Regions from separate parts of the Mus musculus genome. Here region 2 is linked to region 1. The links are chromatin loops, found by intact Hi-C in ENCODE. Cell type or tissue: left cerebral cortex. All regions are shown on one strand.

Evidence for each region. A loop is a pair of places that touch in the nucleus more often than their neighbours do. Peaks named below come from ENCODE experiments on the same cell type or tissue, not always from the same donor. Only the 100,000 strongest peaks of a DNase experiment are listed, where the experiment ranks them.
Region 2: it touches region 1 in a loop (6-fold over the local background); 30 of 42 quality-filtered maps call a loop at or near these places.

What each region holds. Positions count from the first base shown.
Region 1 is chr3:78,956,413-78,961,412 of GRCm38, forward strand. No RefSeq gene overlaps it. Among named protein-coding and RNA genes, the nearest start is that of Gm23440, 21 kb to the right of the region's middle. In left cerebral cortex, a CTCF peak has its summit at 2,577 (motif pointing right); a DNase peak (open chromatin) is centred at 2,620.
Region 2 is chr3:79,588,893-79,593,892 of GRCm38, forward strand. It overlaps Ppid (peptidylprolyl isomerase D (cyclophilin D)), which reads left to right and starts at 2,445. Exons shown (of 10, transcript NM_026352.4): 1 at 2,445-2,665; 2 at 4,718-4,858. The coding sequence starts at 2,581. In left cerebral cortex, a CTCF peak has its summit at 2,520; a DNase peak (open chromatin) is centred at 2,459; H3K4me3 peaks cover 1,796 bases; H3K27ac peaks cover 1,074 bases.

The DNA.
Region 1 (5,000 bases):
ATGGTTTGCTCAGCCTGAGTTTTTTTATAACACCCAGGACCACCAGCCCAGAGGTAGCACCACCCACAATGGACAGCGTTCTTCCACATTGTCACTGATTTTCAAATGTCCTACAGACAGCCTGTCTTCTAGTTTTTGTGGTTTCAAATCTATATTGATATTTTAATTATTCTGAGTTAATTTTTGTTAGCAGCATAAAGATCCTACTTCATCCTTCTACATACAGTTCCCCAGTTTCCCAATCCCGCCCTTACTGAAGAGACTCATTCCATCTAACTACTTCAAAGGTCCTCGGAGGGTGGCACTGATCTATGTGTCTGTCTGTATGACGGCAGCACTCAGTCTTCATTACACAGACTTCATATTTTGAAACCAATGAGCATGAAATCGCCAGCTTTGTTCTTTTTGTTCAAAAACAAAACAACTCTGGCCCTTTTGGGACTCCATACAAGTTTTGGTATTGTTTTTCTTATGTCTAGGAGACGATGTTGGGATTTTAATAGATTGTGTTGAATTTGTAGATCACTCTGGGTAGGCAATATCCGTCCTTTAAAGCTGTGGACATAGAATAACTCTCTTATTTTCTCATTGGTGCCTTATGACCTCGGACACAAAGTTCTGACTAACTTTATCCCTAAACATTTCACTAATTTATTTACTTGTTTATTTTGCTATTATTAACGGAGATATTTTTCTTTCCTTCTCAGCTTATTATCAATGAATAAAAATTCCACTGATTTTTGTACCCTACAAATTTCCTGGGTTAGGTAATTTATGTTTTCCAGTTTTTTCATGGGGACTTCTACACATAAGATTGTGCCCTCATTAAACAACTTAACTTCCTCCTTTCCTTTTTACCTTTCATCTCTTTCCTAATTGGTCTACCTAGAACTTTTAGTACTGTTTTGAGAAGGGGGACAGTGGGCATCTTCACTTTGTCCCTTTTCTTAGTTCCTATAAGGCTGTTTAGGGCTTGTTGCTGAGCTGGGGGAGGTCTTTATATATTCCTAGTTCTCAATGCCGATAAGAATTCTGTTTGCAAATCCTGTCTTCCACCCATGATTACCTTGATACTCTGTTTATAATATTTTCTGGTGTGCATACATTTTCAATTTTAAGCCCAATTTACCTTACATCTTCTTCCATAATCATTCATAATTCCCCTGTCATGTTCTGGAAGTCACTGCTAAAACCAGCATCAAGGAATGAGCATATTGGTTGTACTGTGGTGAGCAGAACTCAAAGCCAATGGCAAAGGCTTTATCCCCATGGCTTTTTCCTAACTGTTTTATAGTTTCAAATTTTTGTCTCTGACTCATTACAACTTAATTTTTATATGTGATATAAAATAAAGGTTCATCTTTATGTGTGGATCTGTAACTATTTTCTCAACATCACTGTCATGGTTTGTATATGCTTGGCCCAGGGAGTGGCACTATTTGGAGGTGTGACCTCATTGGAGTAGGTGTGACCCTGTGGGTGTGGGCTTTAAGACCCTCATCCCAGCTTCCTAAAGCCAGTCTTCTCCTGTTTGCCTTTGTAACAAGACGTAGAACTCTCTGATCCACCTGTGTCAAGCCTGCCTGGACACTGCCATACTCCAGCCCTGATAATAATGGACTGAATCTCTGAACCTGTAAGCCAGCCCCAATTAAATGTTGTCCTTATAAGAGTTGCCTTGAACATGGTGTCTGTTCATAGCACTAAAACCCTAAGGCAATCACTTATTGAAAAGGTTGGGTTTTACACACTTACTAAGACTTTGACATGTTTTCTTAAGGCCCTGGTACTTTTGTTCCACTGTGATAAATTACAAGCAAGCTCCCTGCCCTTGCTTGCATGTCTTTACTCTGAAATTGCTAGTAGTGAATAAGGAAGCTGTTTTGACCTTCAAATGTCTCAAATTTGTGAACTTGGGTGGGTTATGCAGCTTTTTGGGACTCAGTTTTCTCATCTTGTAAATGGATAAGTGGCACCCATCTTGTATTTAGAGAATCACATTACAGAGTACATAATTAGTTGGGCTCAGTTCCTGACATTATCAGCTCCCATATGCTCAAGAAGCAATGAACCCCAGCCCTGCCCAGGCAGGGCCATAAGACAATCATACACTACAGAGCCTCCTTCTTGGACACAGGGAAATGCAACTGTAAAGACCAGGGATTAGTTTATATACTGCAGAAAAAAAATGTTTCTACAACCTTGCCCCTGACTTGTCTCATAGAAACTTAGTGTGACTCGCCCTCTCCCTGTCCCTTCAGCTCCTAAGTGACCCTGCATCAGTCCCAGAATGTATGAGAGGTTTGTTTGTTTGGGTTGGGGGGGAGTGGTGTTTGTTGTTTGTTTGTTTGTTTGTTTTGTTATCATTACTTGTACTCCACACCATCAAACAGCTTCCTGTTCATTGAGCCTTCGCTGTTTCACAAATACTAAACTCCAGAAACCAATGTCCTCTTGTGCATCTCAAGAACAGGCCTGGACACATGGTCTTGTAGATGGGGGGAACAACCCAGCATCCCTGGAGTCAACTTTATTTAAGGCAATTCAGACATTGCTGAGGCAGGGCAATGTCTCCTGTTGAACACTAGAGGGTAGTCTTTACCTTTCTGTGCAAAGTGCTTAGCCAGCAACCATGGATTTTCAAACCTGACATCACAGAGAAACACCATGCACATGCATGCCAAATCTACATCACTTACACAACAATTCTACACAACTAACATATATTTATATGTATCTGTGTGCAAGAAACAAACAATACCCATTAATACAAGCAAGCACAGAGATGTACAAACACACACATAGCCAAAGACATAAAAGTAAACACATTCTACAGACACTTAACTCACATCTGTACTCTGGGATGCTGTTTTTTACAACAAGGGACTGGAAGTCTGAGAGCTCATATATTCTGCATCATAATAGATCATAAAGTCAAGCCTCAAGTAAGACCGCATTGTTACAGAAACCATTATTACAGAAAAGCAAAATTATTACTTATCTTTATCCTAGCCATCTGAAGAGTACAACCAGCAAGCATGACTAATGCCAACATTAACAGACCAATAAATACATACTGGTTTTGCCAATGCAGTGTGAATTAAAGAGATGGTAGCAAATGAAACTCTAGTTTACACTTGAGCCCACTAAAAACAAAATTATATTTTCTTAACCAATGTTGTATAGCAGTGTCCTCTGAGGAAAAAACCCTACATCTTGGAGGAAAGCTTCTTAAGATATGAGATGCTTTCAAGGGAGAGAAACATTCTGTCCTGCAGATAAGCTTCTTGATCCAAGAAGTAAATAAGGTAAAGACTTCCAGGAAGTTCCTGAAACTGAACAGATTCACTGGCAGGTCTCTCATAAGCAGTAAGGATTGTTGAGAGACACTCTCGGAGAACCTGAGCTGCCTGGAAAGAGGCTCAGATCAGTTTATCTGCCTAAAAGAGACACTCCCCAGCCTGTTGAGCTGCCTGTAAGATGATCAGTGTTCCCCAGGTTTCTAGCTTTTGTGAGTGGTCACTCATGCTGGGCTGGGCTAGATGCAGCTTTGTTTACATCATTTCTGCTCCTATAAATAACCCTTTACCCATATTCCTATAACTAACATAAATAAAACCCACTGGCTCACCAAGCTGGACTTTGGTAGTATCCATATTTTGATATATCATCTGTTCCTTACCCATCATCAGTTCATGTCTCCCAGGAAAAGTGATATACAAAAACCAAAAATAATTTATGAGTACTTGAATGCAGATGGGGAAAGAAGACAGAACATTTTGCCTGTCCAGAGAATTGTCCAGAACACTTCTTTTAGGAACCCATCCACTTAGAATCCTCCTGCCTCTGCCTCTTCAGCGTATCCTATCAGTGGACCATCACAACGAGCAGAAACAAACAGCTCACAGTGGAGGCTCAGGGATATTTTGGAAGAACTAGCAGAGAGATTGTGAGACCAGAGAGTTTTCTCTGAGTGGTGTCTCCTAGGAATGAATGGCAGAAGCTCTGCCCATAAAATCCATCAATATGGCTGCCTAACCCTGAGCTGAACAAGAACCAAATCAACAGATAATGCCAAAGTAGATGGGGAAAGCCCAGAAGACCTCAACCCTACACAAAGTTCTACAGACAACTAAGGACCACTTGGAGTGGGAGAAACAGTCTTCCTCAGAGAGAGCACAATGATTGGTTGTTCAAATCCAAATCGCATTGAAAATGTACACAAATAATACCGAGTAGGATGTGCTTATTTATTTAAGTGAGGAGAGAGAGCTATTAATCAATTAATGGAGAATAGATGCCATGAGTTTGAAAGAGAGCAAGAAGGGGTGTGTGGGAGGGTTTGGAGGGAAGAAAGGGAAGGGAGAAAGATATGATGTAATATAGTTATATTATAATCTCAAAAAATAAAAGATAACATTACAAGCCTGACTTTCACCATAATGGCTGGTGTATAAACCAACCCAATATTCATGACACTTGGCGGTAGGCAGGAGATGTCCCTCTCCTCCCACTAAAGAAAGCAATTTTGATCCGAGACACCTGCGAACATGTTGTGCTACAGGGCAGAGGGGAATTGAGAAGCATGGCTAACATAGCAGTTGTCAGCCTTAAAGGTGGTAGATGACCCTGGAGTGCTGAGACAGGCTTAGGACCATCACAGTGTAACATAATTCAAACCTACAAGGAATAGAATGGAAGGTTTGATCTAGATAAGGATTGTGGTATTGAGCCCCTCTGTATTGGAACAGATCTGCTTAGTAGGGCTTCTCATGCAGACCTTAGACGGGCACAGGGGAGAAGCTAACTGGCAAGGAACATCCAGCACTCATGAAAACCTCAACTTGATTCCTAGTAAGGAAAAACAGTTCTTAGACCCCTTAAGGTCTTGAGCAACAAGGGAAGGAGCCTGGAATCAAAGACTGTCCAGAGAGCAAATGGGGCATGCCACAACACTGCAGCCCCTCACAGCTACTTCTCGATGGGAAAAGGCAGGGTTG
Region 2 (5,000 bases), 630 kb after region 1:
GTTCTAGTAATACGAATTTCATAAAAAGCCACTTACTGTGGAAAAAATCCTAGGTAGCGGGAGAGTAACTTTTACATCAGTTTTCACACCCAGACACTTGTACAACAACAGAATCATCCTGTCCAGTTTCCTTCTTATGAGAATGGAGCCAGCATTCTCAGCTTGCCCCTAGCTTTTCTTCTCTCTCCTCCTTCTTGTGTTTCCTTTTAGGAGAGTTTTTCTACGCATTCCAGACTGCCCTCAGTGATTTCAAGTTAGTAGATTAGAACAACAGCAACGTGTGTGTGTGTGTGTGTGTGTGTATTGTCTGCATGTGTTTGTCTGGATGTGTGTATGAATGTAGAGGGCAGAGTTTGATATTGAGTATGGCAGGTCTCCATCTTATTTTTTGAGATAGGGTCTCTCCTTTAACTTCGAGCACATCGACTGGCCAATTTGCTCCAGGAATCATCTTCCTTAGCACTGGGACCACTGTGTGCCCACCCCACCCAGCCTTTGAGTGGGTGCCAGGGATCCGCCTGCATATTGAGTGAGACATCTTCTCAGACCCCTGAGCACACATTTTAATTAACTTTATCATTGTCATGTGCAAGACAAAATATAAATGACCAGTTTGCTGCCCGGACATGACCAGGATAGAAGATTCCAACTGCTTTGCTGATCTGAACTAATTACTTTCCTGTTGCTGTGATTAAATACCATGAACAAGGCAACTTACAGAAGAGCGAGCTTGTTTGGGTGTTTAGCTCCTGATACTCTTGCCTCTAGTGCGGAGATTATAGGTGCTGGGTACCAACTTGGGCTGGTTAATTTTTTTCCTGGGCTGGTTTATTTATTTATTTTTTAAAGGTAAGGTCTCGTTCTGTAGTACTGACTAACCTGGGACTATCCATCTTCCTGTTTCTACCTCATAAGTGCCACCTGGCCAGTCTTAACAATGTTTTACCTCCTTTTTTGTCTTTTTGGAGTGAGTGCCTCTTTACTTAGCCCAGGCTAACTTGAACTTTGGATTCTCCTGGCATGGAATCAACTACTGGCATAACAGGCCTATGCCAAAGCTACTCGTCCTAAATGTACTTTCTTATTCTTTTTTAAAAATTGCATATTTTCTTTATGTACACTTCAAAATGTTATCCCCTTTCCTGGCTTCTCACTCCCAGAAACTCCCTATCCCACCCCCTCCCCCTGCTTCTATGAGGGTGTTCCTCCACCCACCACTCACTCCCACCCTCAATTCCCCTACATTGGGGCATCTATCCAGCCTTCATAGGATCAAGAACCTCTCCTCCCATTGTTGCCTGACAAGGGCATTCTCTGCTATACATGTAGCCGGAGCTATGTGTACTCCTTGGTTGGTGGCTTAGTGCCTGAGAACTCTGTTGGTTGATATTGTTGTTCTTCCTATGGGGTTGCAAACCCCTTCAGCTCCTTCAATTCTTTCCTTAACTCCTCAATTGGGACCCCCAACCCCCTCAGTCCAATGGTTGACTGTGAGCATCCGCCTCTGTATTTGTAAGGCTCTGGCAGGGCCTCTATATACAGCTATATCAGGCTCCTGTCAGCAAGCATTTCTTGGCATCTACAATAGTGTCAGGATTTGGTGACTGTATATGGGATGAATCCTCAGGTGGGACAGTCTCTGGATGGCCACTTTTTAAATTCTTACTGGCATAGCTCAGGCTGGCCTGGAACTCACATAGATCGTCCTGCTTCTACCTCCTCAGTACTGAATAACCACATTCAACTTTAAGTTGTGTATTTTACACCAAGCCCATTAGAAAAAAAAAAAAAAGACAGACTATTATAGGATATCTAGTTTTAACAGAAGTCAAATAAATCCTCTTTTAGATTCTCAACATCAGCGCATTTGGAGCCTTTGCTTTAGACTGGGTCACTTACAACTTAACGGCCAAATGACAATAACATGGCAATAGTAACTGGACATCTGTTATTTATTAGAAGCCACATGTTTATGTCAGGCATTCTGATAAGTAATTTATGTCTTTAATTTCCAAAACGCCTTCCCTAGGTAGGTAGGCATTAAGAAAAAGAAGGCACCAATTAATTTATGTATGTGCGCTTCTGTGTGCATGCTACGACATACTCGTGGAGATCAGATGGCAACTGGGTGATAACATTCTTTCCTTTCACCTTACGGATCCTGGGGATCAGACTCAGGTCGTGCCGCCTAGCCACCATGTCTGCTCAGAGGAGGCATTTTTATCCCCATTTTACAGACGAGTAAACTAAGTTTCGTTGTAGTTACTGGCATTTCGTGGCAGAGTCGAGGCTAGGATGGTTTCCAAATTCTCCACCCAGCGATGCAGCAAACACCAGGGAACGGCGCACACACTAAAAAGAAACCGACGGCCACTACAGCCACCTAAAGAGAAGCATTAGGGGCCAGGCGCAGAAACCGGAAGGTGAAGGCGCCACCGGAAACCAGAGTACAGCTTCCGGCGGTGCGCAGGAAGTAACTCTTCCGCGCGTTGCCAGGTTATAACGTAGAGGGGCAGTAGAGTTTGCTCCGGTCTCGCGCACGAGGTGCTCGTGTCCCGCTGCCCAGTGCCCGCAGTGAAGATGTCCCACGCATCCCCGGCAGCCAAGCCCTCCAACTCCAAGAACCCGCGAGTCTTCTTTGACGTGGACATCGGCGGGGAGCGAGGTGAGCGGCGCGAACGGCTCAGCGGTTCCCTCGCCCGGGGCCTCCCTGCTGCGGTTCTCCTTGGCCCGCTGGCTGTTCGGCGGCTCGGGGCCTGGGATCCGGAGGGGGATAGCAGCCTAGGTCCCAGACGGAGCGAGCCCTGGCCTCCACGAGTCCAGATTGCGCCCTCTCCCTTCCGGTGGAAGTTTCTGGAAATTTCTACTTCTACTTTAGGGATCGTGGCGTCCCTATCGTTTGTCTCTTTTTGATCGCACTTCCCTGCAACCTTTGCATCACTACTTACTATAAAGTGAAATGATTTGACGAGTAGTGGTGGATAGTTCGGTATGCTTCCTGGATATGTGCCTGGGGGGCTCAAGACACGCCACGTGCCTCTTGGTACACGAACTACATTGGGAGCTACCAGATCATTTTCAAATTAGAGTGACTTTCGTGCTTAGTGCTTTTTCCTTATTACTGATTATAGTAGCAGTTTAAGTAGGCGATCGTTTGTGCTGTTTTGGCATCATGGAATTGAGCACTATGTCTGTATGGTTACCTAGGATTCAGAGCTAAGAAGCCCTAAGCCAGTGGCTTAACCGGTGGGTGGAGGAAACTCCTTGGAGGGTGGGTTGTTAAACGACCATTTCACCGAGTTGCATATCAGATATTTTCATTACTAATCGTAACAGTAGCAAACTTACAGTTATGATGAGGAACTATATTAAAGGGTGGAAGCATTAAGAAGGTTGAGAAACACTGTCATAAGCCCTCGTGTTGCTTTGTAACTCAATTGGGCTTTTCTGAAGCATGTTAGAGTTGTAGGCCAGACCTGCTGGGATGGGTACACACACGGGTATATATGCATTCACTTTGTTTTGTAACAGATTTTATTGTTAACTGTCTCTTGGATTCTTGAGAAGGGAACTGTTTCAGAGGTTACAAAAGGCAGTTTCCATAGAACACAGAGTGGACTATGTCTTCTGTTAGTTACTTAGCGATTAGAAATTCTGAGTGCAGGGCCCCTGAGATAGGTCAGCAGGTAAAGGTGTCTGCCACCAACCCTGAATCCCAGCGATTGTCCCATGATCTCCACACTACATGCCTCAGCCTCACACATAAAATAAAATTTTTTTAAAAATATTTTTTAAGGATTTATTTATGATTATATCTAAGTACACTGTAGCTGTCTTCAGATGCCTTCAGAAGAGGACATCAGATCTCATTTCAGATGGTTGTGAGCCACCATGTGGTTGCTGGGGTTTGAACTCAGGACCTTCGGAAGAGCAGTCAGTGCTCTTAACCACTGAGCCATCTCTCCAGCCCAGAATAAAAAAATTTAAAAGTCTGAATATTATTTAAGTGATTTAGGGTTTTAAATCCTTTGTACATTAAACCATGTTGTGCTTCCTAGGCAGCTAATCGCCTGGATGCTGTAATTAGTTATAATCTTGTGTTGTTTCAAGTTTAGATCTACGAAGCTTTCCTTAGACTAAATAGGAATCGTAGAAAAATGACAATGAGATGACAGTGACACGGATCTGACAGTTCCGTGTTTGGGCTTATTTTCAAGGGAGATGAAGTTTGTATGCATACCCGAGGCACTGCAGCGTTATTCACAGTAGCCAACACACACAGCACCAATCTAGTGTCTGTCAAAGCATGAGAACATACACCGTGCTGTATACACAGTAGAATATAACACTGGCCTTTAAAAGAGGGAAATCTTATTTATAACTTTGTAGTTAACTCTAGAGGATAGTATGGTGCATGAAATAACCTACAATAGGCTCTCACGTTTGTGGACTCTTTAAAAAGTTGAACTTAGAGAAGTAGCATGATAGGTACCATAGCCTGGGAAGATGGCAGTTAAAGGATGCACAATTTCATTTAAAGAGTGGTAAGCGCAGAAGATCTGTCCACAGCATTGTGACTCCAGTTAGTGACGTGGTTAAAGAGAACTGAATGACACGTTGGATGAGGTGTTAGCCACTGGTTGTGTAATTCGTTATCTCCGTTTGGTTTGCCTGTTCAGTTTGCACACTGACAAGATGTCCTTTTCTTTTCCTTCAGTTGGCCGAATTGTTTTAGAATTGTTTGCAGATATTGTTCCCAAAACTGCAGAAAATTTTCGTGCGTTGTGTACAGGAGAAAAAGGAACTGGGTCCACGACCGGGAAGCCTCTCCATTTTAAAGGATGCCCTTTCCACCGAAGTACGTATACAAACTTCCTCTGTCCAAATAGCTTGATATGTATATTAGTCCTGCTCTTAAGAAGGGACGGCGAGTGTTAATTTCTTTTTTTCTTTTTTTGAGACAGGGTTTCTCTGTAGCCCTGGCTGTCCTGGAACTCACT